2 separate regions of the Homo sapiens genome follow, and region 2 is linked to region 1. Evidence: read pairs that join two places in POLR2A ChIA-PET (ENCODE). Cell type or tissue: Panc1. All regions are shown on one strand.

Region 1 (2,500 bases):
GGCACTTAGGGCTGTGCTCGGCCCAGGGAACGATAATGTTCTTATCCTTACTCCACATATGAAGAAACTGAGGCTCAGAGGAGAGAAGGAACTTGAATGCCACTCAACAAGTCAGGGACTGGGGCTTGAAAGGAGCTTTTCTGTCTCCCAGAGCAAGGATGTGCCCATGCGTTCCCTCTGCCTCTCACCAGGACAGGGTGTAAGCAGAGAGTCCGGTCTCCAGGTGGAGGCCAGGTCTGGCAGGCCTGCGATGCCTTTGCTGGGTCTACAATGAGGGCCTCAGGGGAGAGGACTGTTCTCTGATTTTTCCCAGTGGCCACGGCCACCTCACCACAAGCCAGCAGTGAGGGGCAGGGGAGGCTCCATCTGGGGGCAGCCCAGAGGGCAAGAGAGCTGAGCCCTGATACAGTGCAGCCTTTCTGGCTGTGAGGACGACTGAGAAGTGGGACTGGCCTGTGGGAACAGAGAGGTTCCAGCAGGAAGAGCAGAGACAGCAGTTAACATGCATCGAGCACCTGCCGGCTGCTGGCCCTGGGCGCCGCATTGTGTTGATGGTCACATCGGCTGCACACGGTGACTCTGCGAGGTGTTGTGTCCATTTCTCAGAGTGTGGAGCCAAGCCTCAGAGAGGTTCAGCCACTTGCTCAGGGCCACATAGTCAGTGGCAGAGCCAGGATTTGTACCCAGATGGTCTGGGCCCAGAGCCCCTGCTCTTCACCACTGCCTGCCTCCTGAGAAACCTTAGGCTTGCCCTCGGACAGAAACCTTGACAGTTCATCCCCTCTCTCCTGCCTCCATGAACACTGGTCCTCACTGCGATCCCCGCCCTGCTTGAGCTGGGGAGTTCAGAGTCCGGTTGCAGCAGTATCACTTGGGGTGGTGAATGGGTGACTCTGAAGTCTGAGCCTGACTCACAGTCTGGGGCTTGGGGGTCCTGGGGAACCTGGCTTGGGCTCTTGGCGGGAGGTGCGCTTATAGGCAGGGCCCCTAGGGCTGTGGATTCCTGCCTGCCTGCCCGTCCGCCACCTGCCAGCTGGGCCAGGCCTGTGGTTTCCTCTGAGTGGTTTTCTTGGCCTCGCTGGCCCCCACCCAGGCTGAGCCTCGGCCACACAGCATGTTGATGAGGGATGAGTCACCACCGTGGGGGGAGGGAAGGAAATGAAGTCCAGCCACAGCAGAGATCCAGGGCCTGGATCCAGCTGGGGAAACCGAGGCCAAGATGGGGAAGGTCCCTCATCAGAGACAGTAACAGCTGGAACTAGAACCCAGGACTCCTGACTCCCAGTGCATGCCTCAGTTTCCCCCTCTGTAATATGAAGTTGATAACCTCGGCTCTTTTCTCCTCTGCCACTCCTAGGGCCATTGTGACAGTTGAGAGACGGGATGGGGTGCTCATGCACCATATTTTACAGGTGAAAAAACAGGTTCAGAGAGGGAAAGTGACTTGGCCAAGGCTACACAGCAAATTAACATGTCCTGTGCAAGAAGCCCATTCAGAACCCAGCCCCACCCCTTCCCAGGAGCACACCTTAGAAAGCTCTTTATGGTTCATCAGGTGCTTCCTCTGGGCCTCCCCTTGTCCCCAGAGGCAGAGAGTATAGATTCAATAATGTGGAAGGGGGAATGTGGGTTCAGAGAGACCTTGTTCCCACTGAGGGCCACGGAGCACACTCAGGGCAAAGCTGCAGCCACTGCCCCTGTGGACAGCTGGGTCTGCCTCTCTGCAGGCTTAGGCCCCAGCCCCATTGCTTTCAAGAATGCTCCCATCCCTGGCAGCTACAAGAAAGAAAGATTTTTCACGCTAGGAGCTGCCCTGATGGAGGGCGGGAGACCATAGCTGGTTTGGGACTGCCAAGCTGGACCAGGACTGAGCAAGGGTTCCCAGGGCATCAGTTCTCTGGGTGTCAGGCTGAGCTTCCCTGTCCCTTGCATGGTTTGCTGTGCCCACCACAGGCACCAGGGCCATGGGCCCCTCCTGCTCAGTGTCCATCTCAACGCTGATGCTGTGTTCTTCCCCTGCAAGGCACCTCTGTGCCTGGGCTTCCCCTGAACGGGGTCCTGGGCCCTCTTTGTAAGCTAAGAAGGGTTAATTAACACTGTCAATGGGAGTGCTCCTCCCAGTTGGTCCCAGCCCAGAGAGCTTTCCTCCAAGACCATTTCCTGCCTCAAGGCCTTAGCCAGGCCCACAGTGACCACCCCCCACAGGTCTGGAAGCCACTAAGCCCACATCTGGTTTGGATTACATCAGGGCTGGTGACACTGCCTTTCCCTTTCTGGGTCCAGTGGCCTTGTATTCCACTGGCCACCTTGGACCCAATAAGACAGTGGTAGGTAAAGATTCAGCCAGTGATAGGGCTGCGCCGAGGGCATGGAGGAGCCAGGGCTGTCCTGAAGGATGTGCCCACCTGGACCATCTCCTACCTATGAAGCTGCCTACGCATCTGTTTCTTCCTTCATGTTAATGGGTAATATTTATTGGCCACCAGGCACTATACCAAGT
Region 2 (2,500 bases), 450 kb after region 1:
AGTGATACTGATTTTCCATTCATGGTGGTTATATAAAGTTTCTTTTTAAAATAAACTTTGTGTTAAGCAAAGTAGATTTAAAGAAAAAACGTTAAGTAAATAATAGTACAGGTGATGATAGACATGGCGAAAATTGTCCAGAAACAATCGGATTATTGACATTTAGGACATGCTGGTGTGGAAGAAAGGCCATGGACTTTGGAGCCAGATGGACCTGGTTTCAGCTTGCTTTGCCACTTATTAACTCAGTGTGCCATGTTACTTCCCTGTCTAAGTCTCTGTTTTTTTTCTCCTGCAAATTGGGTCAGGGCAGAGTTACCACTTGTGGGCCAGACGCTTGCTGCCTGTCTTCTTCTAGTCCTCACACGGCCCCAAGCAGCAGGTGTTAGTGATATTCCCATTTTACAGATGAGGAAATCAGCTCCGAGGGGTAAGAAACTTTCACAGAGCCTCAGAACTACGAATGATAGGCTGGGCACAGTGGCTCCCAGCACTTTAGGAGGCCGAGGCAGGTAGAACACCTGAGGTCAGGAATTCGAGACCAGCCTGGCCAACATAGTGAAACCCACGCTCTACTAAAAATACAAAAGTTAGCCGTGCGTGGTGGCAGGCGCCTGTAATCCCAGCTGCTTGGGAAGCTGAGGCAGGAGAATCCCTTGAACCTGGGAGGTGGAAGTTGCAGTGAGCCGAGATCACGCCACTACACTGCAGCCTGGGTGACAGCAAGACTCCATCTCAAAAACAAACAAACAAAACTAGGAATGATAGAGCTGGGTTTCAGTCCCAGGTGTGTCTGAATCTCTTTTTGGCTATTCAGGCTACCTCTGCCTGTTAAATACAGGTTTTGCTATGGCCCTCTGCCCATAGCATTATTCACAATAGCCAAGAGGTAGAAGCAGCCCAAATGTCCGTTAACAGATAAATGGATAAAGAATATGTGGTACAGGCCAGGCGCGATGGCTCACGCCTGTAATCCCAGCACTTTGGGAGGCCAAGGCGGAAGGATTGCTTGAACCCAGGAGTTCCAGACCAGCCTGGGCAATATAGTGAGACCTTGTTTCTATAACAAATAATAATAATAATAAATTAGCTCAGTATGGTGGCATGTACCTGTAGTCTCAGCTACTCAAAAGGCTGAGGTGGGAGGATTGCTTGAGCCTAGGAGTTCAAGGATGCAGTGAGCTGTGATTGCACCACTGCACTCCAGCCTGGGTGTCAGCAAGACTGTGTCTCAAAAAAAAAAAAAAGAAAATATATATAGTGCATACATGGAATGGAATATTATTCAGCCTTAAAAAAGAAGGAAGTTCTGACACATGCTTTAGTATTGATGAACCTTGAGGGCATTGTGCTGAGTGAAATAAGCCAGTCACAAAAGGACAAATACTGTTATGATTCCACTTATCCGAGGTAGCTAGAGTAGACAAAATCATGGAAACATGGTTACCAGGGGCTAAGGAGAGGGGGAAATGGGGAATTGTTCAGTGGTTATAAAGTTTCAGCTTTGCAAGATGAAAAAGTTCTAGAAATGTGTTATACAACAATGTGAATATAGTTAACACTACTGAACTATACACTTAAAATGATTAAGAGGGTAAATTTTATATTATGTGGGGTTTTTTACTGTAATTTTAAAAAAATTTTAAATGATAAGCCATTGGTTAGAGGGTGATTTTTTTTTCATTTGGAAAATCCCAATTATGCATAAAACTAGAATAATGTAATGAATCATGAACCCATTACCCACCTCCAGCAGTTCTCAGCACTTGGCAATCCTATTTTACCTATAACCTTCCATGCACCCCACCCCTGAAAAAGATCCCAGATGGCATATAACTTTATCTGAAAATATTCTTGTTTACCTCTAGAGGATAAGAACTTTCTTTTTAAAATAATAACATTTTTTTACACGTAAAAATAATTTCTTACATTGTCTCATATCCAGTGTTCCAATTTCCTTGATTGTCTTATACATTTTTTTTTTTTTTTTGAGACAGAGTCTCGCTCTGTCACCCGGGCTGGAGTGCAGTGGTGCGATCTAGGCCCACTGCAATCTCTGCCTCCCGGGTTCAAGCAATTCTCCTGCCTCAGCCTCCCAAGTAGCTGGGATTACAGACATGCATGCACCACACCCAACTAATTTTTATATTTTTAGTAGAGACAGGGTTTCACCATGTTAGCTAGGCTGGTCTTGAACTCCTGACCTCGAGTGATGCACCCTCCTCGGCCTCCCAAAGTGCTGGGATTACAGGTGTGAGCCACCGCGCCTCGCCTCATTTTTTTTTTCTTGAGACAGGGTCTCACTGTATCACCCAGGCTTGAGTGCAGTGGTGTAGTCAGAGCTCACTGCTGCCTCAAACTCTTAGGCGGCTCAAGCAAACTCCTGGGCTCAAGTGATCCTCCCAACTTAGCCTCCTGAGTAGCTGGGGCCACAGGCATATACCACCGCACCTGGCTAATTTTTAAAAATTTTTTTGTAGAGACAGGATCTTGCCATCTT

What was found. ChIA-PET counts read pairs that join two places held together with the same protein. Peaks named below come from ENCODE experiments on the same cell type or tissue, not always from the same donor. Only the 100,000 strongest peaks of a DNase experiment are listed, where the experiment ranks them.
Region 2: POLR2A ChIA-PET joins it to region 1 with 6 read pairs; 3 of 35 experiments call an interaction of 5 or more read pairs at or near these places.

The regions. Positions count from the first base shown.
Region 1 is chr20:31,835,252-31,837,751 of GRCh38, forward strand. No RefSeq gene overlaps it. Among named protein-coding and RNA genes, the nearest start is that of FOXS1, 9.1 kb to the right of the region's middle. RefSeq lists an enhancer at 1,791-2,500. In Panc1, no CTCF peak of the experiment used is centred here; a DNase peak (open chromatin) is centred at 1,100; H3K27ac peaks cover 2,500 bases.
Region 2 is chr20:32,289,644-32,292,143 of GRCh38, forward strand. The region is part of intron 1 of KIF3B (kinesin family member 3B); the gene reads left to right. Among named protein-coding and RNA genes, the nearest start is that of KIF3B, 13 kb to the left of the region's middle. In Panc1, no CTCF peak of the experiment used is centred here; no DNase peak of the experiment used is centred here.